Linked DNA regions of Mus musculus: regions 2, 3, 4 and 5 are each linked to region 1. Evidence: chromatin loops called from intact Hi-C (ENCODE). Cell type or tissue: left cerebral cortex. All regions are shown on one strand.

Region 1 (5,000 bases):
ACTGTTGGGGGAATGGTTTTGTGCACGGTGAATTCAGATGCTGATTTCTAGACACAGATATCTATCTGCAGTCCAGATGATGGCATGATCAAGCATCTGATGTCTCTATGTTATGTAAATTGTTTTCTTCACCTCTAATTGGTTAATAAAGAGCTGGTCAACCAATTAGCCAATTGGGCAGAAGAGAATAGGGTAGGACTTCAAATCCCAGTCCAGGGGACCCAGCAGAGACAAGAGGATAGAGGAGTACCATGAGGAAAAGAAGATATGGAGAAACCATGTGACGAGATTAGGAGGATTCAAGATGAGATCACAATGAGAGAGCAGTCATGAGGATACACATGCTCTTTTCTGAAAGGAAAATGAATAATGAATTCATCTGGTGGAGTGAAGAGATTTGGGGGCAGAAACTAGAAAGAGTGGCAGGAAAGGAAACTGCAATTGGGATGTAATATATGAGCCATGGCAGACTCAGATGTAGCTAAAGTACAATTTGACTAGGTAGTGGCAGCCTAGATGGATTAGAATAGATCACAATCTGTCCCGCTATTAGTGCTTGTTTCTGTTTCTTTATTTGGGAGCTAGAATGAGTTAGATTGAGTGTAGAAATGCTCTGCAGTTATTTGAGAGCAAAGTGAGGCATAGGACCCACCCCCACCCTAGGATTTACTTTCACACATAACAGCACACCTAGAAGCTCTAGAACAAAAAAGAAGCAAGAAGAAGAAGAGTAGAGGGCAAGAAATAAACTCGGGACTGAAATCAACAAAATAGGAACAAAAACAATCCTATGAATCAAAGAATCACTGAAACAAAGAGCTGGTCCTTGGAGAAAGTTAGCAAGATAGATAAACTCTTACTCATGTTAACTAAAAGACAAAGACAGAGAGAGAACATACAAATTAACAAAATCAGAAATGAAAAGGGGGTTATAGCAACAGGCACTGAAAAAATCCAAAAGATCATCAAGTCATACTTCAAACGTCTGTACTTCTCAAACTTAGATCAAAACTACAAGTGACAGCTCATGCTAGCAAACTTGTACAGTCACTATGGAAATCAATATGATTCCTGAGAAAACTGGAAAACAGTCTATCTCAAGCCCAGCTATACTACTCTTGAGCATATATGGTTAGAAACCATATATGTTGAGAAAGCGAGCCTTTCACAGTCTCCCACCCTGACAAGCCAAATGGCCTTGTGCTAAGGAGCGGGTCGTCACTCCCTTCTCCCTGTTCCCTTCCTGGCACCTGAGGCTGTAAAAGCTGAATTATAGTCCCCTCTTCTTATCTCTTCCTGACTCCCATGACATCCAAGGACATGAGTTACGTGCTGAGCCCGGCCTGACACCCAAGGCTGTTAAAGAGGATCCAAATTCCGGAGATAAGACACAGAGTGCCCGCTGCCTGGAGCCTGACTTCGGCCTTCATGTTCCCAGATGCCCACTTCTTTGTTCTTTGTTAATTTCCCCTCAACCCCTCCCTATTCCCCTCGATGTATTCTTTAAAAACCTGGCGTTTCAGCCTAATAAACAGAGACCTTGATAGGAACTCTCTACTTGGTCTCCGCTCCTTCTTTCTCTCCCTCCCATTTTCTCCCAGGTTTACAGTCCCCCTCACACCCACAAATACTGAGTCCTGCTGGGTGGGATACATATACCCAAGAACACCCCCATCATAACATAAGGACACTATGTTCATAGTGACTTTACCCATAGTAGCCAGAAACTAGAAACAACCTAGATATCCCTAGATGGATATACAAAATATGGTACATTTATACAATGAGACATTACTCCATTGGATAATGATATCATGGCATTGACAAGCAGATTGAAGAAACTAGAATAAATCATCCTAAGTAAGGTAACCCAGACCCAGAAAAACAAACATGTTATGTACTTACTTATATGTGGATATTAGCTGCTAAGTAAAGGATAGCCATGTTACAATCCACAGGCCCAGAGAGGCTAAGTAACAAAGAGTTTTAAAGAGGGAAAACATGAATCTCCCTGACAAGTGAAAATAAGTAGATTTTGTAGGTAAAATAGGGGTAGGTGGGGGTAGAATCAGGAGGGATTGGGCTGGGGGCATGGCGGAAGAGAGTACAGGGAGAGATGACTAGAATTGAGAGGTGCTGGGGGCAACGTGGGAATATAGGGCAGTGGATACTCTGTGGCGTCTATAAGGGTAGTCCTAGCAAAGACTCCTAGTTATAGGAGTAAAGAGCCTGAATCAGCCAGCTTCTGTAACTAGGCAAGGCTTGGTTGGACTGAGTGGTAGGACTGATACACCATTCCAGGCACTAAACCTTTATCCGACAATATATCCTGCCTTCAAGCTGTGTTGGGGTAATGATGGCACAGAACTTGTGGAAGTGGCCAAACAATGATTGGTCCAATTTGAGGCCCATCCACTAAGGAAAGCCTATTCCTGAATCTGCAGGAACTAGAGGCTCAATAGCCTAGAAACCTAGGATAGAGCCAAACACAACTGGCACAAAAGAGAGAGAGGGAAGGGAGAGGAAGGGAGGGGAAGGGAGGGGAAGGGAGGGGAAGGGAGGGGAAGGGAGGGGAGGGGAGGGGATGGGAGTCAATGAAATAATTCCTAGTGGTATTCTGCTATATTCATATACCAGTGTTTAGTCCAATTGTAATCAGAGAGACTTCATCCAGCAACTTATGGGAACACACGCAAAACCCCACAGTCAAATACTAGGTGGATCTCAGAGAGCTCTGCAGAAGGGGGGAGGAAGGATTGTAGTAGCCAGAGGGATTTAGTACCCCTTGAGAACACAGCCCACAGACTCAGATAAGCAGGGTTCATAAGGATTCAGAGACTGAAAGAGCCTTATGGATCTGATCTAGGTTCTTTGCATATATGTTATGCTGTATATCTTGGTGTTCTTGTGGTACTCCTAATGGTGGGAGTAATGGGATGTCTCTGACTCTTGTTTGCTTTTAGGACTCTTCTTCCTACTGGGTTACCTCATTCAACCTTGGTATTTGCTTAAACTTATTGTAACTTGTTATGCCTTGTTTGACTGGTATCTCTAGGAGTCCTGTTCTTTCCCGAGAGGAAATGGATAAGGGATGCATCTGGCAGAGAGATGATGTGGGGGATGAATCTGGAGGAGTGAAGGAAAGGGAAACTGAAGATGGGATGTAATGTATGAGAGAAGAATAAAAAAATTTCTCAGTCTCCTAACTGCTTCAAGATAAAAAAGCATATATACCACACATTCTATTGCTTTGAGACTCTGCACTCAATGACATGCCTGTTTGTCTAGTAAAAGGAGAATTAGGGGTAACATATGTACAACTGAAGTACAGCACTTGACCACATATGAAGTAGGAAGAAGACACTAAAATCAGACTGTTTATTTACCGATATTCATGTTGAGATAGTATTGTACACATAGAGACAGTGGCCCTTTCTCTGAATAATTGTTTAATGGAAATAGCAGTAGCTAATAAGCAAGAACTCAGCTCAGGGAAGCAAGGCTCTCTTGTCCTTTGGGAAGGCAAAATGACTTTCTCTGTGAAAGAAGAGCATCTGTCTTGGGGTGGTGTTGAAGTGGATTAAGCTTTTATTTAGTGCACATAGATAATCATGGATTGATCAAAACAATGAACACAGAACAAAAAGACCATGTGCAGATCCTGAGTTTGAAGGCTCTTTTCTATAATGGCCATAGCCAAACCACATGGCCATGTAGATGCTTTTAGCAATGCAGGTGAGAAATGGCCTTAACTGTCAGAATGGCCTGCATATTTCCATCTAACACTGAGAAGGGTATGCGTCTCTTCAGAGCATGTTTGTCATTTTTGTTCATCAGTGTATAAGGTTGAGAGAGGGACTTAGAGCCTGCTATATCACTTCAGGCAAATAACTTTTTCTGGATGGCAGCTGGAAGCAGGCACAAAAGTTGGATGAGTAATAGAGAGAGATCACAATGATGTGGGATGAGCAGGAGGAGACCTTCTGCTTCCCCTCAGCTGAACATATGTGCTAGATGCTGCTGCTGATACAGTCATAAGACAACAGGGAGGCAGAAAGTGATGCCTCTGAAAAAGTCATCAGCAATGGGATTCATGATGTTGTTTGCAATTGAGGGTCTGCAGGAGAGCAGTAAAAACTGGCAAATCCCATAGAAGTGGGTGTCCTTAGAGTCATAGAATGATAGCCATCTCATTAGACCAGCATTAGAATTTAGAGCACAGATGGACCACATGCTTATACACAAGTCTCCTACATGTGTGGGTTAGTTCTAGAGCTGCACTGCAGAGGAAAGCAAATGGCTACATGGTGATGATAGGCCATGACCATGAACAGTAGCAACAGCAGCTCAGAAAGTATAGATCACACAAGGAAAAAAGAACTGAGCCTGGAGAAAGGTGGTGTTTTTTCTTAGAAATTAGACCAACCGGAACCTTGTGAAATACAGATGCAAAGGAATTATTACAACATTTCCCATAAGCCTTATTGTTTACAGGAGAGAAAGATATTTTTCAGGACAGTCATAGACTGCAGTGTGCTGAGAACCTCTGTAACAGGAACTCAATCACTAGTGTCTGGTTGGAGCTCAACATCAGTATGAACTGTACCCAAAACACGGTTGTGTCTTCAGAAATCTGAGAAAAGTTTATAGCTCATGATTTTAACGTTTGTTTTTTTATATTTAATTACTTTGAAACTTGCCTGGTCTCAGAAATATGAGGAGTGCATGTGTTTCTCCATTGGAGCTTTAAAAAAAATCATTACTTGCTGCCACACTCCATTTTGAAAACTACAGATCCCTATTGCATTTTTTTTACTTTCTACCCTTTAACCTTCCATCCTATAGCTTTAGGTTCTGAGGCACATCTATCCCTTTCTCATCTTCATAAATATATAAACAAAGTAGAAGATGTCTTGCTTCCTACCTGCCTTCCCTTTACTGATTAATTAACTCCAAATGTTGTGCTTTGCTAAAGACATAATAGAAACATCTCTGGGCCA
Region 2 (5,000 bases), 290 kb before region 1:
ACGTGGCCATCTATTGGCTGCTCCTGCTTCCTGGCCTCTTTTATAGACTTTAGCCCTTACCATTTTCTCTGCTACCCAGCGAGATTTCTCCTTAGCCCACAAGGCCAGTGATAGGTTGCAGTTTACTCCCCGAGGGGTTTATGGGACAAAAGGCACATCAGAAGAGGTACCTATTGAAGGGACACCTGCTAAGGGACTCCTGCTCAGGGGATGCTTGTTGAGGGTTCCTTAGCAAAAGACATTAGCTGATCACACACCCAGCGAGGTGACACTTGCTCAGGGTCACTCTTTGAGGAGACATTGGCTGAGGGACACTTTCCGAGTAGACATTTATTTTTATTAGATATTTTCTTTATTTACATTTCAAATGTTATCCCCTCTCCTGTTTTTCTCTCCAAAAATCCCCTCCTCCTATCCCCTCACCTTGCTCCCCAACCCACCCACTCCCGCTTCCTGGCCCTGGCATTCCCCTACACGTCGGCATAGAGCCTTCACAGGACCAAGGGCTTCTCCTCCCATTGATGTCCGACTAGGCCATCCTCTGCTACATATACAGCTGGAGCCATGAGTCCCTCCGTGTGTGCTTTTTGGTTGGTGGTTTAGTCCCTGGGAGCTCTGGGGGTACTGGTTAGTTCATATTGTTGTTCCTCCTATGGGGCTGCAAACCCCTTCAGCTCCCAAGCAGGCATTTGTTGAGGGGACATTTTTCTCATGAGGCTGTCTGAAAAGGCACAAAGGTGTCACTGGTCGAGGGCTCATCTACTATAAGTGCTTGTTGAGGGCCTTCTGCTGTGGGGGTGCATTGCTTGGAGACACCGTCCCCTGGCTCCAGCCACACCTAAATCTACCTGACTTTTCTGCCAGGGAACCTCAGCACTCATGCTGTTGCTGCTAATAGGCCTGGGTAGGCAGCAGGTGGCAGTAGTTCACCTCTAGGGAGCTGGTGATGGTGGCTCAGTTCCCATGTACCTGCGTTCATTCACCCACACAGCCCGGTAGGGGAACCTGCACTCTTTCTTAACCAGCTCTACCCAAGGGACTGGCAGTACCGTGTGAGGAATGCTGTTTTTAATTATTATTATTATTTTACTTTGAGCTTTGTTTCTGATGAAAGGTTCATAGTTTTTAGGCAACTGGGGAATAAGTGAACAAACCTCTTGGTACCCAATCAGATTTGCAGTGTGCAAAGATCCCAGTCAACTTCTGTGAGAAGTTTTAAGAGCCAGGGGATTTCCCGTGGCTTTCCCTGGGGCTCCATTAAAAAGAAGGTAGGAGGGGCTGTGGGGGGCTGAGCAGCCATGGGGCCACCTTGCCTGACTCTGGGTCCATCAGGTGGTTCGGGCTTATTAGAAAAAAAATCCATGGATGGTGAAAACTATCCCAATTAATAATGCTTCAAATTCACCGAGGAATTAATTATTTCAGAGCAGCTAATTAATTTTAAACAAGCAATTATGTATTAGGCGAAAGGTCCTCCCGAAGGGAAAAAGGCAGCTTGAGATGAACTCACTCATGTGGAGATTCTGTCTCTCAAAATGCTGCCCACGAGAGGGGCATTCAGAAGACGGTGAGCCCGGGCGTCCTGGCTAAGCACCCGCCGTGCGTCATGGGACTTGCCTGATGCATACCTGGAGTCTCCTGTCTGTCACTGAATAAAACATTCCCCGTGTGCCTGGAAGCTGGTCTTTTTTGGACATAGCCAAGCCACGGGAAGAGCTACTCTTTGGGATGTTGGGTATTTTCAGCCATCTCTGCATTCCCCCCCCCCTTTTTTTTAACAGCCTGTATTGTAAAGGAATCGCATGCCTTTTCTAGGTGTATACATTTTTTATGAAGTGCACCATACACTCAGAAAATTGCCCAACTTGTAAAGGTAGGATTTGAGAACTTTTCATAAACCGAGCATGTGCACAGCGCCCCATTGAGAACTGGCATGCTAAGCTGCCAGCTCGTCTCCTTGCCTGCCTCTGCATGGTCTGTAGGTTCTCTCCATGGTGTACTGAGGGATGGCTCACCACCTCTCATTGCTGAGTGTATCTGTTGCATAGGCTGCCCACACTAAGCCACTGGGCTAGGAGCATTGCTTCCATTATTCAGCTATTATAAGTAATACATTGATCATTATTATATGATGTACATGTTAGCTGTGTCTGAGAGCCATTGGGTTGTGTGCATTCAGCTACAGCTGATAATGTAAATAGTTGTCCGGAGTGCTATTCCGTGCATGCTTGCTGTGGGGATACTGTGCACCTGATTTATACACAGTCTTTTATATAAAAACATTGTTTTTTTCTGGCACAAGCTCCCTTCAATCTGTGCTCTCTCATCTGCTGTCGTGATCCCTGTTGCTATGATTCACACCTACATTAACTTTTTTTTTTTTTTTTTTTATGTTGCTGTGCATGTGAGCCTTTGTGGGGAGCAGGCTGATGAGTCCAGCTCTGGGCTGAGGCTTTCAATATGAAGGGGTCCTGAGTCATAGGTGCCAGAGTACTGGGTCAGACAAGTACCATAACCCCTCATAGGCAACGAGAGAAGCCCCTAATTACATGTGTTGTGCAGATATCAGCTTATACACTCCACTTTGTGATGGATAGATAAGACTTCCAGTCCTTAGGAGAGCTTGGTGTAAACTATCTCTACCCCTAGTGGTTGACTTTGGAAATACAGCATGGAAATGTCTTACATACAAATTTAAACACAAACTTAATGTGACCCAGCAACTCCACAGCCAGGTATTTATTTACTCAGGAAAAATGAAGCTCTTTATTCTTCTGTGCAAAGACGTTGAACTTGTTTTAAGGTTGTATTTTAGATTTATTTATTTATTTTATGTATATGAGTACATTGTAGCTGTCTTCAGACATACCAGAAGAGGGCATCAGATCCCATTACAGGCGCTTGTGAGGCACCATGTGGTTGCTGGGAATTGAACTCAAGACTTTTGGAAGGGCAGTCAGTGTTCTTAACCACTGAGCTATCTCTCCAGCCCTAAGATTGTATTTTAACTAACAATATTATATATGTGTGTTAATGGAGTGCAGTGTTTATATCATAGAGCAACAGATGGGTTGATTATCATATTAGTCATCAGAGCTGCAAGCCAAATTTAGTCTACAGCCCTCAGCCTGTGAGGGTGTTGTTCACCATATAGGTGAGATGCAAACAGCCTGTTGAATGAAACATGTCAGTCTCTTTGTATGTGAAGAGGAAGATGGCAGGGGGCAGGGGGAAAGCAGGACAGAGCTTGTGGGTAGAGGAAACTGGGTGCCCAGCTGGAAGAAGCGGTTAGGACCAAGGGCAATCCTGATCTGACTACAGTGCTAACACTATTTTACACAGTGGTTAGAGTTCAACACACCATACACCCCATGGAGTAAGTCTTATCACATGTAATAATATATCAATAAGAACTAGGATGGTGTAAAGACGGCATTGCAATCATGTAAGATAAAATCCTCCTGTTTCCCCTCACAGGCCATAGGCCACCACAGGGCCGCTTGGCCACATCCTGATAGCTCTGGTCTCACTGGGCGCCTAGAGGGCAGAGTTGGCTGCTATCCACTGGAGTCTTTCTCCTTCCTGCTTTTCAGGTTATTTGGGCCCCTGGATCTAGCCAGCCTACCTGCCTCTTCTCATGGAGAGGTTGGGGTCTATATGAATGGCAAGGGAAGAACTTTGCAAATGGCAAATGGAAACACTTGATGCTCTGAATCTCTCCTTGAGGCACATCTGTGGACTTCCTGTTGGCCAGGAACATGCTTTAGGGACAGAATCTGGTGGAAGAGGACTCAAAATTTAGAGACTGAAGAAAGCTGGTCTTGGGTCATGTGATGGATCATAGCTGGAGGCTGAAAAGAACACTGGGAGAGGAGGGTGAACTGTGACACCCCCAGTGCCACTTCAAGGACTGAAGAGCTGGAACCAATTGCCCATAAGTGCTCTGGCCTCTCAGCAATGCCCAGTCTTCAGCTATGCATTTTGAGTGGTGTCAGCCTCATAGCTAAAAGGCCCCTTAGGTGGCAGGATATGAGCCCCGTTGTAGACCAGCGGATCCAAACACCCTGTGTTGGCCAGCTCACTCCTCGATCACTCATTTTCTTGTAATACATACATGTTCTCTCCAAACCTAGCATGCCTTCAAATATCAGAAAAAGACAAGTTGCACGTCAGCATCTCGACGCTTCTGCAGACTGCTTTCACACAGAACATACTTGGCGGCTTGATCTGTGGCATTTGCCTATTGTATCCCCATGCATCCTCTGAATTGATGCTAGTATCATCCTTGCTTTACACGTGGAGAGTGGAAGCCAGACCATAGTGAGCGTTATCTGAGCAATGTGCAACCAAGATTAAGTTGTCAGAGCTGAATGACAACAGCCCAGGCAGGCTGTCTGTCACACGGCTCCTACCTGATGCTTACATGACTGCTCGCCACCCCATAGTAACTTTCATGTACATGGCATTCACCTTAAGGTCACAGGAGTCACTGTTATTCTGTGGATCAGGAAGAAGAGGCTCCATGCAGCTATGGAGGGAATGGTAATATAGCAATGTGAAGTGCTAATGGCCTTTGCCAAGTGTCTCTCACACACTAGTTACCCCAAGGCATAGTATTTAATCCTCACAGTGCCCACACCTGCCCTCAGCCCTGGCATTGACACAGCGGGCAGGAGTCCCTGCTGTTGCCAAGACAGCAGAGGCTTCTCCCATGTGAGGCCCAGCATGGATAGTCAGTATTGCTGTTCTGAGGGTGGGGATGGTTTGGTGCTCATGCTGTCTCTGTTCTCTCTCTGTACAGCTGAGCATGGTGCTACACCTCAGGGTGTCTCCTCAGGTTGAAAGTGGACTTGCAATCAAAGCATTGTGAGTTCATCAGTAGACATGTTAGGATCCTTCTTTCATAATCATGATTGATTCTCCCATGTGGAGAAATCTGGAAGACCTGATGGCAGCCACAAAAATTAATATTCTTGTAAGTCTGGGAACTTAGTGCATCC
Region 3 (5,000 bases), 240 kb after region 1:
CAGAAGATGTTCCAACTTGTAATAAGGACACATGCTCCACTATGTTCATAGCAGCCTTATTTATAATAGCCAGAAGCTGGAAAGAACCCAGATGCCCCTCAACAGAAGAATGGATACAGAAAATGTGGTACATTAACACAATGGAGTACTACTCAGCTATTAAAATGAATGTAAGAAATTCTTAGGCAAATGGGTGGACCTGGAGGGCATCATCCTGAGTGAGGTAACCCAATCACAAAAGAACACACATGATATGCACTCACTGATAAGTGAATATTAGCCCAGAAACATAGAATATCCAAGATACAACTTGCAAAACACATGAAACTCAAGAAGAAGGAAGACCAAAGTGTGGATACTTAGTTCCTTCTTAGAATGGGGAACATAATACCCATGGAAGGAGTTACAAAGTTTGGAGCTGAGACGGAAGGAAGGACCATGCAGAGACTGCCTCACCCAGGGATCCATCCCATAACCAGCCACCAAACGCAGACACTATTGCATATGCCAGCAAGATTTTGCTGACAGGACCCTGATATAGCTGTCTTCTGTGAGGTTATGCTAGTGCCTGACAAATACAGAAGTGGATGCTCACAGTCATCTATTGGATGGAACACAGGGCCCTCAATGAAGGAGCTAGAGAAAGTACCCAAGGAGCTAAAGGGGTCTGCAACCCTACAGGAGGAACAACAATATGAACTAACCAGTACCCTCCCCCCAGAGCTGTGTCTCTAGTTACATATGTAGCAGAGGATGGCTTAGTTGTCCATCAATGGGAGGAGAGGCCCTTTGTCTTGAGAAGATTATATGCCCCAGTACTGGCGAATACCAGGGACAGGAAGTGGGAGTGGGTGGGATGGGGAGCATTGCAGAGGGGGAGGGTATAGGGGACTTTCAGAGAGGAAACTACGAAAGGGGATAGCATTTGAAATGTAAATGAAGAAAATATCTAATAAAAAACTAACACTAAAAAAAAAAAAAACCCTGTTATGTTTTTGTTTTAATCCCAGGTGTGAGATATTGGGCTACTTTGGATTGTCTACAGCAGCTAACTGATTTGTCTCGTGCTCTGGCAGGGGTGTGATTTTGCCGGCTGACGATAGTTTACATTTGGAATTCTGGGGATTCTTGAGAGGGTTCTAAAAATGCCAGAATCCCAATAGGTTGTGGCAGCTGCTCCTTCCTCTTCTGCTGCTGGTTCCTCCTGCTGTTTGGGGGGTTTGCTGCGTTGGGAAATTTTTGGTTTTCTGTTTACTGGATTGCTGGTCGGAGATATCCAGACAATGAGGATTGGGCCTCAAGGAATGCAATATCCCTAATCATCAGGAAGCAGTTTAAAGAAATGTATGCCCTTTCTCCTCTAACCTTTCTCACCTACCTAGTGTTGGAGGTTGGAAGGGATTGGGGTAGGGAAGGGTGAACCCAATGAAGTAGGCAAAAAGTCCAGCTATAGTTATCTGCCAACATCAAGAAGTATTGACTTGTATCTGGAGAGCCTTTGCTGTATGATGCAACCCAAGACAACCTCTGCCCCATGGGAGGTCTTCCCCAAGCCCTGGGTCATGTGTCTTTGTGCCCAGTTCACAGTGAAGATTAGTCAGAAAATAATTACCAGGAGAGAGAGGTCACAGGTGTTTTTCTGTGTTCCTGCTGTTTGTGGCCAGAAGCCAGATGCTGGCCCAGTACCTGCTCAGTTGTTTGCATCCAAGTCTCAGGTAGAGTTACATTAGGGGAGGACTCGTGGTCACGGTACTGGCAGGTTCTAGTTCACCAGGAAAGAATCTCAGTTTTCTAAGTACACGTGTCCATTTGTGAGGAAACCTGCCTGTGTTTGGGTCTGTGGCAACAAGTATCATGGGTGGGAAAAGGTCATCTACACTCCGCATCTCAACAGAGGCAGGTACAGAGCTGGATTCCAACAGATGTCCTGCTAAGAGTCTGGGCAGACAGGCTGCAGTTTCACGTGCCTTAGTCCCTCAGGAACTGGGTGTCTCTGTGTCCTCCTCCAGGCTGGAGTTGTGAAAGTCTAGCTCCCTGAAATATGCTGGCCCTGGGCCCTTAAACAGCCCTACTCCTCGCCCAGTGTGGCTTCTCTTACTCGCTCCTCAAGGTGCAAGTCTCAAGATAGCAAAATGCTGGTGGAGAAACAGACTGAAGGTGTAACATATTCTTGGTACTGGAAATTTTTCATTTTAAATTTAAAATTGGTGGCAATGTATATGTTTTTAATTAAGCTTATATTCAAATGTAAAACCCTTTGCAGCGATGATAACATTTTCACCTTTGTTTTTCTTTCACCTCACATGCATGAGCCAGCAGACATTAGAAGATGGTGTCAGATCCAAGGGAACTGAAGTTATGGGTGGTTTTGAGCTGAATTCATGCTGGGAACTGGATCCATGACCTCTACAAGATCAAAAGGAGCTCTTAACCTCAGGGCTATCTCTCCAGACCTCATTTGCTTCTTTTAAGAGACATTTTGTAGTGGAATCACAAAATATTCCACATGACTGACTAGTGCTGTACTCAGATTAAAAACACACTTGTTCCTTTCCTTCCTCTCCAACCTCTGTCTTTCACATCTTTTCAGCCTCCAGTAGTGAAGTTAGTTCCTAGCACAATGCTGAAAAGAAGCAGTGAGAGGAAGAATTGCTAGCTTGCCATTTTTAGGGGGAACAGGATGAGCATTTAGTTTTACCACCGCGAATCACAGCAGCTCCCAGCCTTTATAAGTGTCCTTGATGGGGACTAGGAAGGGCTGTGATGTTTCTTATTTTGCTAAGAAATCTTCATAAAAGAAGAATTTTAAAAGCTAGGTAAATTTGATTAAAACAAAAAAACTGGAGCAGGAGGAATAAGCTACTTTATAAAGCTCGTCAATGAAGTCAGTAACCTTGCTTTAGAGTCTCAAGTGTAGCAAAAAGAAAGGCATGGGGACATACTAGCATGTGAGCAATATGCTAAATGTAGGGGCAAGGCAGTGCCAAGTACAAAAGACTCAGGGAAACGCTTTTTCCAGTGTGTCCATTTCAGATGAAATATCCGAAGGGACACAGAAGCTGAGACAGCAGCAGCTAAGTGAAACACAAGCTGCTTTTTTCCTTGAACCACTGTTTATCTGGACCACCCATTGCAGAGTACCACCCACACTGAGGGTGCGACGTCTTCACTCAGTTAATCCCTTCTGGAAATGTTCTTACAAACAAACTGAGAAGTGTGTCTCCTAGATGATCCTAAATCCTAACAAATCAAGGTCAACCATCACAGACCCCACTCCTTTTCGTCCACTATGCGTCCTCAAAGGTAACACAAGCCTTGTAGGCAGCACTGTGTAGCTCTTATCTCTTTTTTGTATCTTTCTGCCACTAAATGATACTTTGGAGAATTTTATTTATAGCCAGGGTAACTATGCATATTAACTGCCGTCTTTTGTGAATGGGTCAGAATATTTTTTTTATTATCTAGAGTTCTTATTATAACATAGAACCGCCAATGAGATTTTTGAGTCACCCACAGGGTAGATACAGCTCACCAGTTCTATGACAGCAAGGAAGCATAGTCAGCTCTCGCACCATCAGCATCTTTTCCTAGGACAAATTTTATAGCTGGATCTCTCCAGCTTGGAATAGGGGACAGGAAAGGTGCCCTATAGAAATGGTGGCTGTATTTAACTAATCTAACGTTCATTTATGAGCTTGAGAGAATTCAGGTCATGAGTCCTGTTCTGGAAATTATTTTTTAAATTAAAAGTAATGATAAGAAAAAGAAGTGTTATGGGAGCAGAGGTGGAAGCTTACAGAGTACAAGGTAGAGTAGGGAAAAGTGCAGAAGTGGTGAGTTTTACTGCATTAGCTAGAACAACTCCAGTGACTAACTCATCACACGTGTGCTACATCATGAGGGATTGGGATTGCAGAGAGTAAAAGAGGGGTGAACGATGGAGAGCATTTTCAGATAAATAGCACCACAAAGGATTGTCACACGAAGGATTGGTAGGGGTAGAATGGTGTGTGTGTGTGTGTGTGTGTGTGTGTGTGTGTGTGTGTGTGTGTGTGTGTGTTCATGGAGAAAAGGCCAGTGGATGATCTCAGGTCATCGCACAGGTATTTCCTGGAAAGACTATTATTATTGGTAAAGGTAAACAATAAGATTATCAGAAAAGTTGAGCCATGCTCTGAAGAACAATCACCATCCCCCCCCTCACACACTGATGACAGGAATGAGCTGCCTGCTAACAGTGCATATAAAACCCACAGAAAAGGCTCTGGGAAGTGGTGATGCCATGAGCCATAGGCTTGTTGAGTCAAGAATGGTTACCAGGCACAAAGGCAGAAAAGCCATAGAGTACTTTGGGGTTCACGGGCCTGTGACAGAGAGGAGGGCTCCCTGAGATAACATATTTGAGATACATCATGGTAATGATAGAATCAACCAGGAAGACTGATGGATCACAGAAAGTAAGGCTTATAAAAGACCCGAGTTTATGAAGAGAGATGTGGGCAAGAATAGACCATACAGAAGTATCAGAGTTTATGAAGAGAGATGTGAGCAACCAGAGAGCACACAGAAGTACCAGAGTGTGGGTTCCCAAACCAGATGAGCACTGCCCATACCCTGGAGAGCTCTCAGAAAACATGGTGGGAGTAGGGCTGATCTCTACCCAAATCAGGCTTGTGCCTGCTCAACTCCATAAAGACAAAGACCAAGTAATGATAAAGCCAGTTCAATCTTTGTTTCCCCTGCCAGAGAACTGGCTTCTCAGAAATCATGTAACCAGCAGTCTGCTAATATAGCTGTTATGCTTGGAAGGTCCCTGCCCCTGCTGAAATACTTCCTCCCTTTTCCTTTCTCCTCTCTCTCCTGAGTCTAGCTCTATCATATAGCCTCTCTATTTCAATAAAGGAGCTGTTCTCTGACAGTCTCCTTGTTATCTATACCCACCATACTCTCCGCTGCCTTAGACCCTGATCCAATATGTGACAGTCATTTGGGGGTGGGGG
Region 4 (5,000 bases), 310 kb before region 1:
CATGGCTGGGCTTTGTGTGCACTTGAAGGATATGGCAGAGGGTGTTACTTTGTCTTGTCTCTCAGTTCTTGCTTTTTGTTACCAAGATCCTCTCCTCCTGGGCCACTCCCTCCAGCTGACCTTGTGTGCTGTCCCAGGTGTGACCATAGCACACTCACTTGGGCTGTTTCCAGCCTTTGACGGTTGAGGAGAGCACCGGGTGACACTTCAGCACATAGCTCTTGTTTGCAGTCTGAAAGTTGCTCTTGGATCCAGACCTGAGAAAGAGGATATCGGAGTTGGACTTGGAAGTTTTGCAAGAAGGTCTTAGTCTTTTCTCAGAGTGACCACATCAACCACACATCTGCTATGGGTCCTTGCCCAGATGGCATGGCCAAATTCTGAATCTTTGCCAAGTCAGTCTCATTGTTTTGGGGCTGGGGAGCTGGCTCAATGGTTAAGAGCACTGGCTACTCTTGCAGAGGACCTGGGTTCAGGTCCCAGTGCCCACATAGTGGCTGACAGCTTTAACTCCAGTTCCAGGAAATCAAATGCCCATAATTGACCCACCCTTGTGGGTGGCTAACATGTGGTGCTTATACATACGTGCAGAAAATAATCTCTTCTATGTGAAATAAAGCAAATAGATCTAAAAAAATACTGTGGGAACAGACACTGCAAAGTGGGGGAAATGGAGATGGAGCCCACGAAGATGCCAGGGATTTAGACTCTGGAGACCAGCATCAGAGTGCAGATCTAACATTATTGTTTATTTTATAAGCTTTTTAGTCAGTTAGGGCTTCTTTATGCATTCAAAGGCAAATTGGGGTGTAACCAGTGTTGTTTGGCAGACTCTAACTTGCCTGTCCATGAGTCTGTCTGTGAGCCTGCAGGGGAGGGTCCAGTCCCCTGGGGAGATTCCATGTGACAGAGGAAGCAGCCACCATCCTAGCCTTGGGCCCTTTGTGTTGTGTCACCGGTATGCTGGTATGCCGCCGGGAGCCATGCCAGATCACACACTGTGCACTCTTTGAGGGGTCATGGTGTAAAGCATCATGTTTTTGACTTCTGTGTGGCTCTCACCTTTTGCCATTGTCCCCAGTGCTGTGTGCTGTCATCTGCTCACCAGTGGGTAAGAGTGCGTTTCATGCTTTCCAAGTCCCTCTTTAAAGTGTATTAGTTTCTTTTTCTTTTTCTTTTTCTTTCCTTCTTTCCTTCTTTCCTTCTTTCCTTCTTTCCTTCCTTCCTTCCTTCCTTCCTTCCTTCCTTCCTTCCTTCCTTCCTTCTTTCTTTCTTTCTTTCTTTCTTTCTTTCTTTCTTTCTTTCTTTTCTTTCGAGACAGGGTTTTTCTGTATAGCCCTGGCTCTCCTGGAACTCACTTTGTAGACCAGGCTAGCCTCAAACTCAGAATCCGATTGCCTCTGCCTCCCGAGTGCTGGGATTAAAGTGTGCCACCACCGCCCAGCTTTTTTTTTTTTTAATTTATTTTTCTTGTTTCAAGGATCAAATATCTGACAAAACAAGACTCGAGGGAAGAGTCTCTTCTGACTGTTCACAGGGATGTAGTCCATTGTGGAGGGGAGTCACGATGGCAGGAACAGCTTGGACATTGGCACGGGCAAGGAAGCTCACCCGCTTTCTCCTGTTTCCCCTTCGATTTAATTTGTAACCAGAGCCCATGGGATGGGGCCACCTACATTGGGGGTGGGTCTTCTCCTCTCAGTTAAACTTCCTTGGAACAACACACTTAGAGGCTTGTCTTCTAGGTGATTCTAAGTGAAGTTGACTATCTAGTCAAGGTTCTCTAGAGGAACAGGACCAAGGAGTGAATATGTATATATTTATATATCATAAGTCAACTTAAAGATAGTAACAATAACTAAATCACACTTGAAAGCTAAGAAGTTAGTTGACAAAGGTATATGATCATGTAGGAAGAGGAAGCAGAAACCATTACAAGATCTAGAGATAGTAGATCTCTGTAGGAGAACAGTATTTGCTAGACATGGCAGTGCAGTTGTATGTCTGATTTTACAGTGTTTGGGTCTATATGCATAAGACCTGCATAAGATCAAGCCAGCCAAAAATCACAGCATAGTTGAGGAAGGGTCTGTTGAAACATTCCACACTACAATTAAGCTCATTAACACAGGAAGTGAACAATTCAAATAGCCTCAGGAAGTCCCTGAAACTGACCAGATTTTTCTAGCCCCCTCCTCCAAGATTATATAAACAGAAAAGACTACTGAGAGACTCAGACAAACTAAAATGAAGATTCTTAGACAAAACAGACAGCCTCGAAGTAGAGACCAAGAGAACAATGTGAAAGCAGCAGAGACAAGCTGAACTGCCTAGAAGAAAGAAAAACTAGCTATTCTACCTGAAAGAGGTTCAGACCAAGTGGGCTACTTGAAAAGGATACTCTCCAGCCTATTGAGCTACTTGTAGGCTGTACAGAGTGGTCCACACTTCTAGTGTTTTTGTGGGCTTTCACTCATGTCGAGATGGGCTTAGGTGATGCAGCTGTCCTTAAGTAGTTTCTGTTCCTGTAACTAACCACTCAGCCATATTCCTATAAGTTATTTCAATAAAATCCATTGGTTCATCAAGTTGGACTTTGGTCTCTCATGGGTTCACTTTCTCCAGTAAGTAGACATAGGTGTTGTGGGCATCTCCCTAGGAAAAGTCTGTCACACAATATCTGCAGAAAATCTCTGCACGGATGGGGGAGGGGCTCATGAAGGTCATCCCTGTCTTGGGAACTACTGGCAGTTGGCTGCTGCTGGGGAAAGAGAGTCAATTTTCTTCAGTGCTGCAGTCTCGGAGGGACTACCTATGCTCCAGTGACTGTCCTATAGCCAGGTGCACACAGATAGCATTAAATGGACTCAGTGGATATTTTAAAGGCACATAAAGTAGGGAGGGAAAAGTGGGGGGGAACAGAAGAGGAAGCAGGGTGGGGGAGGGAATGTGGGGTGGATTTCATTCTCACTGGTAAAGATCACCTAGTCTAAATGCAAAAGGATGGAGAATTCTATGCCAGGCAACCAAGATCCCAAAATAAGCAGAAGCAGCTGGGTTCAAGCCTGTAAAAATAGAATTCAGGGAAAACTCAGAGCTAAGGAACACTACTACATATTAATACACGGAGAAATCCTTCAAGAAGATAAAACAAATATTGTTCTCTGAATATTGGAATGCCCAGTGATCATAGTTTTATAAATTGAGTCTTATTGTACCTAAAGGGACAAAATAGTCCATGATACAATAATAGTTAAGTGGCTTCAATATACCACTATCATCAGTTGATAGATCTCCTGGGGGGGGGGAATCAATAAAGAAAGAAAGCACATAATTAAATTGCACCACAGATTGGAAGGCCATAGGAGACATCTGGAGAATATTCCACCCATCATCTATGAATATTCATTCTTCTTAGCAGCATATTGGTCATGGATTGTTTTAGTCTGTGCTTTTATTAGAAAGTTTTTACTTCTGCATTTCTTAAAAGTGGTCACGTTACTGGGTGGTGGTGGTGGGGCACACCTTTAATCCCAGCATTTGGGAGGCTGAGGCAAGCAGATATCTGTGAGGTCAAGGTATCTGGCTTGGTGACAGGTACCCTTACCTTCTGAGCCATTTCACTGGTGCTATTTTTTCCTTTGTCACTCATCTGAGTATAGTATTTCTTTAGCTTTCCCCTCAGTCTTCAGTGCTCTTTCTGTTGCTTGATGTGGTCTACTGGAATTGCTTTCCAGACTGACTTACTGGGTGGGGCTTTTCATCATTCTAACATTTCTGTTAGATTCCAGAACCCTGCCTGTCTTGGAACTTGTGTAGATCAAACTGGCCTGAAGTCACAGAGACCCACTTGCCTCTGCCTCTCAAGTGCTGGGATTCAAGCTTGTAACGCCATGCATGCCCGGCCTGATTTTTTTGTTGTTGTTGCTGTTTTTCAGATTCTCCTTCTCCTTGTTGTAGTTCTTTTCATCCATGTGACTTTTTCATTCACATCCTGTACCAACTTCCTTCCTTCCTTCCTTCATCTGCTTGTTTGAAGTCTTCTTATAGGTCACTGAACTAACCATTGCAAGACTTAACCATCAAGCCCAGCTTCCTTTTAGCTCCTTGCATAGTAGTTAAAGGTGTACTTACCAGACCAGTTACAGAGGCCAGTAACCAGTGTCTGTCAAAAAGGACAAAGGGTGACGACCCAGTGCCACCGTGGGTTGTTTTTTGTTTTTTTGTTTTTTTAACCTTGCCATCCCATTTGTCTACAATTTCAGTGGAATTTAAACTATCTGGGTGCTTTCTATATGAACGCTCTGCTTGGAGAACTGCCACTCACAAGGGGTAAAGGCTTTACTTGTCACCTTGACATCCGGGAAGAGAGAACCTCAATAGAAGAATTGCCTAAGTTAGATGGCCTGTGGGAGCATTTTCTTGGTCTTGGTTGATGATTGATGTAGGATGGTCCAGCTCACTGTGGGTCTGGACTGTATCCAAGAACTTTTGAGTAAACAAGTTGTAAGCCCTGTGGAGAATCTACTGCTTTATTCTGATAAATGTGCATAGTATTAAACCGACTCCTGATGATTTATCTTTATACCCATACATCAATGCATCTTTCAGCACTCATGAGGAAAGCTTCTTTTTGGAATAGAAGACAACGCAGAGACCCATCACTGGTTAAGGTTCAGAGAATAATGAGACTGTGGAATGTTCAGCACTGAATGAGACATCTACATCATACCCTGTCTTACTTTTTTGTTGCTGTGAAGAGACATTATGACCAAGGCAACTGAAAGAGTTCATTGGGTGTTTGCTGTTCAGAGGATGAGTTCTTGACTATCACGGTTGGCAGCATGGTAGCAGGCAGGCAGGCATAGTACTGGAGCAGTAGCTGAGAACTTACAGCTTATCTGCAAGTAAGAGGCAGAAAGAGTTAACTGGGAATGGTATGGGCCTTTGAAACATCAAGGCCACACCTCCTAATCCCTCCCAAACAGTTCCACCTACTG
Region 5 (5,000 bases), 320 kb before region 1:
TCCAAATACCTGTAGGCACCTAGAAGATGTTGCTGCCAGCAGCTTGCTGTCTAAAAAGAAAAGGCAAGGGGTTGGTCGATACAGATAGGAAGTGCTGTTGGGCCAGGGGGCTATCCCTGCTCAGGAGTTTTAGTCTCTTCTGTTCGGTATTGACCTGAGCTTTCCATAGTTGCTTGAACCAGTACTTGGATGCTCAATAGGCTCTCTGCTTCTTGTGGATGGCTGATAGCAGGGGTAGCCTCCCACTGTTGCCTTTTGCTGTGGCTGCAGTATTATAAGTCTCTTCTGAGATTCTCCCTCAGCATCTATAGTTCCTGCTAGTGGAGAAGGTATTTAAAGATGTGTGGCTGTGCCAGATGCTAAACACGCTGGAGAAGTCAGATTGGTGAATGTAAAATAATCATCGAAAGGTGATGTGTTCATAATGCCACAATACCCAGAACTAACACATGGTACTCTGTGGTACACAAAGGTCTGGTCCACATAGTCCATCCTCATGGGTGTTGGACAAGTTGAAGGGGCTCTGGTGGTTCTCCCTATACCAGACTTGACGCATCAGCACCTGCCTTTGAGGACCTTAGTGGGCTTGGCCCTTAGCTTGCTGGTCTTGGTGGTTTTGAGCTTGGTCTATTAGAGACATAGGAGCATCTGGGCTGACTGTGCCTGTGAGCACCGGCAGTGAGAATAGAAGTTGCAGGGAGTTGTATCCTGCAACCTGTTGGTCAAGAAAATGCTTGGCTAGGGCCCTGCCAATAGCTTTGAAACCTATACACTAGCCAGAGGTATGCTGAGCTAGCATATATTGACTGAATCCCAAGACCCAACACTCCATGTGGCAAAGATGTGCTAGTGGGTCCCTGGAACAGCAAGAAGCCAGTCTGCTTAAAGGTAGATTCTTGTGAGGATTATAGAGTACCTCTCTAAGGCCACTCAGCACATCAGCTCTGTTCTCAGGATGTATATGGATGGTCAGAGAGAGCTAGTAGCATTAACCCACGCTCACAACCTGCTGAGGCTGGTTCTTCTGTCTGCTAGCTTTGTTCTGGCACAGTGGGGCTGTAGATCTGCTGCCCCTTCCACTGTTCAGTTTGCCAGCTGTCAGCTGTGCCATGCTCTGTCTCACCTCCCCACCCCAACCCCGTCCAACCGTTTCCAAGGGAGGGGTCTCCCAACATAAAATGCTGCTATCTACTGGAACTATGGGAATCTTGCAGTTTGGGTTATATACAAAGAAGGCCCCAGCAGGATTGGTATTATATCCAAGTGACCCTCACTCATGACCCTTAAGCTCAAGCAGAATGGAATGTTTTTGAAAGTGTATTCAAAACCTCTACCCTCAGTGGATTTTAGGACCAAGTGGCTTCAAGTGGAAACCCTTCTGACACAAGGTCTCTTAGGCAGTCTGCCAGGAAGAAACATACTACTTGGCTTTGGTAGCATGTTGTAGGAGGAGCATGGTGGGCGTCCTGGGATGGTTATTTTACTGCTCTGGATGTTTTCTGAGCTATGACATCATTGGGACCTGCTCTGGGCAGGTGGTTAGCACCTGACATTTCTCACACTGCAGTCTAAGTGAATGCTCTCTTCATCAACTATAAGTCCCTCTGGTTCCATGGGAGGCTCAAGGTCTTTGGGGGCTTTAGTGGCAGAATCAGACGGGCCCACCCAAGGATGGCCTCTTCTTGGCGGTCAGCATTGTTCATGTCCTCGTGTCAGGGTGGGCAAGCAGACAGGCATGCCTGCTTGGGCAGTTCTGGAGAGTCAAGGGCAGCCTGCCTCTCTGGTAGTAGGGCTGTTAGTTCCTGCCAGAGTGGAAGACTGGGAAACTGGGATGGGCAAGAGAGTAAACTACATCCACAAATTGCAAGAGGCCTTGTGGGCCCAGAATGGCCAGACTCTTCTCTGGGCTGGGGAATCATAGTTAGCAAAATGAAGTTACCCCCTGGGCAGGAGGCCATTAGGGTGGGCCCTAGGGGCCTTAAGACAGGCTAGGAGCTAGACCTGGGATGGAGTTTAGCCTGGTCTAAGGCCGAAGCAGTTCTAGGGCACCAAGGGTGCCGCCCAGAAGCAGACAAATACGTGGGCTGTGCACGGACCCTGAGCCGGAAGTCCAGGCCCAGTAGCTGTAGACTCCTCGGTCGGTTCCGTTGCCTCCCATTGCCCCATTCTCATCGTCCTCCAGGCCTAGCTCTCCAGGCCCTGAGGTCCTCCTCCAGCCAGAGCCGGTAGCAAGGCCCGCAGCCACACCCGCTGCAGCCCCTGCTGCTGCCCCTGCAGCCGCCACGCGCAGAGAGGAGCCGTAGCGGGGCGCCGGCCTTACGCGTACTCTTGATGCCCCGCGTGCACCTCCGCGCACCCCCCGGGCACTGCCTCGAGCGCCTCCGCGGCCGCCCTTGGCGGAACAGCTGTCACAGAGGAAGGCGGCGGCCAGCAGCAGAGCCCAGCACGTGGCAGCAGTCCAGTTCATCCTACTGGGCAGAATCTGCGAGAAGAGGGTGGAAGGGGCTTCAGCTTCTGTGCAGGGGTGGAGCGTGGTTTAGGACCAGGGCAAGAGGGTATCAGGGCTTGGGAATAGGCTCATCTGGACCTGGGGACACCTACTTCAGCCTCTGGTTTTGTGGTAATCCGATAGAGGGCTCCCAGCATCTTGGAGGACAGTGGGCTCAGGGTTGGGGAAGGGGTTCTTTAAACTCCAGCATCAGGACTTTGGTTTTGGGTTCCTGCTGTATAACCAGGTGGAGATGGGGTGGTGGGGAAAGGGTTTCACTACAGGGCGGCCGTTTTACTATTGTGGTAGGGTGGAGATGGGTCCCAGAATGGGGTTTGTGGAGCTCCTACAGTGGGGCTCAGGCCTGGGGGGGGGGGGGCACAAATCCCCCGCTCTGCACACGAGTCTCTGGAAGGGGATGGATTAGTGGATTAGGATTCTAGTTTGGAATGGAGAGCCTTCAATACCCCCAGATTATGGTTAGAATGGACAGCCTTGTGACTTTTGCTCTGGCATCTGGATCTCCTGATGCCTTAAGAGATAGTCTTTCAGCCAGTGGCTGCGGCTGAATGCACTGGGTGAGGGTGGGGGTCAGAATCCAGATCAGCGATTCCTTGCAACGCAAACAACTAGCGATGGGTGAACCGCCCAGCAGGCCCAGACCCTAGGTAATTACGTCTCTTCCCCGCTCCAGCTCCACCCTTTTTGGGTTTGCCCAGGCCAGTAGCCTGGACAGGTAAACCGATCAGGATGGGTTCTGGCTGGCTGTGGACCAGCCATCTCGGTGGCGGCAGCTCCATCCTCCTCAGGTCCTCTCTCCCCTCCCCCTCCCTCCCAGCATCACTGGGTTCATCCACCTCCCCTACTTACTGGTCACAAGCCTAGGTCGGATGAGCGATTTAGGGGCCGTGACCGGCCAAGCGGAAAGGTGCGGCAGCGAGGACCCTTTTCCTTAGGCAGAGCTCACGACTGGATTTTGCTGAAGCCTCCGCCTGAAGATTAGGGGCGGGCAGCCGCGGAGGCTCAGCCCCGGGAGACGTGAAGGGAGGAGATACTGAAAGCTCAGAAAAGCACAGCCACAGCCCTTCTCGTTGCCCGGCCCCCATCCTCGCTGCACTGCACACAGCACCCTCTCATCCCATCCCCCCATCTTCCCATCCCCGCCACAGCCCTGCCCAATCTCTCTTTCCCCTATGGCCACTAGCCCCAGCCCCCAGGATAGACAGTGTGTTTTTGTTCCAGTAGGTCCAGCGTTTTTGTTCATGGCCTCTTCCTCTCCATTCTCCCTACCTGCCCACCGCATCGATTCTTACGGTTCTTATGAATTATCTACCTCCTCTCCCATTCTTCTGATGGAACCTCAGCTCCACTTACTCCTCTTCGCCAGCCATAAGGACCACTGGGCTGACTTTCTAGGCGCGTAGTGTAGGGCTTCCAACATCCTGCCAGATGGCTCTCCTGGAAGTTTGATGTACAGCCATGAGGATCCCAATAGCACTAGACCTTTGTTGATCTGACCTTCCTGAACCTTCTGAAAATAGACCCCTGGAGACCCAGCCCCCCTTTATTTTCAAGCTGACTGGTTGCAGTGCCTCCATGCTTTTGTAGGGTAAGTTTAACCTAGCTCCAGACAGCCACAACGTTTTTCATCTGTGCCAGGCTTGCTTTCCAAGGCCCAAGATTACAGTCGGAGCGGTCGGGAGCTTCCCTGTCCTGGCTGAGGCCTGGTATGGAGCCTCATGGGTTGGGGCAAGACCTGGGGAGGAAGGGGGTGGTTACTGTATGGAGTTCTTCTCATTGAAGCCACTGTGCTTTTGAGCTTTCTTTTATCGTGAAGTTGAAAGCACCCTCCTCCCCAGCCAAAGGCTGGTGGATGCCCCCATTTAGTTTAGGCAGGGAGAGCTCCCAGGTGCTCCTTCACTTCCCTGCTTCATGTTAAAATGTGAAGAGCAAATATGGTGTCTTAGACATTCAAGGCCCACTGCAAAACACAAGCATAAGGCAAAGGTATAAAAACCTAACCCAAGAGGTTTGAGGACCCAGAGGGAAACTTAAAATAGTAACAAGGTATAAAAACCTAACCCAAGAGGTTTGAGAACCCAGAGGGAAATTTACAACAGTAACAAGGTATAAAAACCTAACCTAAGAGGTTTGAGAATCCAGAGGGAAACTTACAACAGTAACACACACACACACACACACACACACACACACACACACACACACACACACACTCACACATACACATTCACACATACACTCACACACACTCATACACACACACATACTCACACACACACTCACATACACACACACTCACACATACACTCATACACACACACTCACACACACACACACACTCACACATACACATTCACACATACACTCACACACACTCATACACACACACACATACTCACACACACACTCACATACACACACACACTCACACATACACTCATACACACACACACATACACACTCACATACACACACTCACACACACACACAC

Evidence for each region. A loop is a pair of places that touch in the nucleus more often than their neighbours do. Peaks named below come from ENCODE experiments on the same cell type or tissue, not always from the same donor. Only the 100,000 strongest peaks of a DNase experiment are listed, where the experiment ranks them.
Region 2: a loop joins it to region 1, with 13 times the contacts of the local background. A loop is called at or near these places in 3 of 42 quality-filtered maps.
Region 3: it touches region 1 in a loop (8-fold over the local background); 2 of 42 quality-filtered maps call a loop at or near these places.
Region 4: it touches region 1 in a loop (4-fold over the local background); 2 of 42 quality-filtered maps call a loop at or near these places.
Region 5: a loop joins it to region 1, with 7 times the contacts of the local background. A loop is called at or near these places in 2 of 42 quality-filtered maps.

The regions. Positions count from the first base shown.
Region 1 is chr7:140,474,975-140,479,974 of GRCm38, forward strand. It overlaps the pseudogene Olfr534-ps1. Among named protein-coding and RNA genes, the nearest start is that of Olfr533, 11 kb to the left of the region's middle. In left cerebral cortex, no CTCF peak of the experiment used is centred here; DNase peaks (open chromatin) are centred at 3,113 and 3,970; H3K27ac peaks cover 1,968 bases.
Region 2 is chr7:140,185,923-140,190,922 of GRCm38, forward strand. No RefSeq gene overlaps it. Among named protein-coding and RNA genes, the nearest start is that of Olfr523, 12 kb to the left of the region's middle. RefSeq lists an enhancer at 686-1,503. In left cerebral cortex, CTCF peaks have their summits at 917 (motif pointing right), 2,685 and 2,885 (motif pointing right); DNase peaks (open chromatin) are centred at 934, 2,042, 2,270, 2,578 and 1 more place; H3K27ac peaks cover 300 bases.
Region 3 is chr7:140,715,840-140,720,839 of GRCm38, forward strand. No RefSeq gene overlaps it. Among named protein-coding and RNA genes, the nearest start is that of Olfr541, 14 kb to the left of the region's middle. In left cerebral cortex, no CTCF peak of the experiment used is centred here; DNase peaks (open chromatin) are centred at 2,028, 2,630, 2,970 and 3,516; H3K27ac peaks cover 1,140 bases.
Region 4 is chr7:140,165,130-140,170,129 of GRCm38, forward strand. No RefSeq gene overlaps it. Among named protein-coding and RNA genes, the nearest start is that of Olfr522, 4.7 kb to the left of the region's middle. In left cerebral cortex, no CTCF peak of the experiment used is centred here; DNase peaks (open chromatin) are centred at 3,028 and 3,506; H3K27ac peaks cover 1,203 bases.
Region 5 is chr7:140,151,191-140,156,190 of GRCm38, forward strand. Sprn (shadow of prion protein) reads right to left here and starts at 3,469. Exons shown (of 2, transcript NM_183147.2): 1 at 3,359-3,469; 2 at 1-2,482. The coding sequence starts at 2,467. The coding sequence ends at 2,024. In left cerebral cortex, CTCF peaks have their summits at 2,389 and 2,612; DNase peaks (open chromatin) are centred at 493, 1,446, 1,825, 2,430 and 2 more places; H3K4me3 peaks cover 2,487 bases; H3K27ac peaks cover 2,964 bases.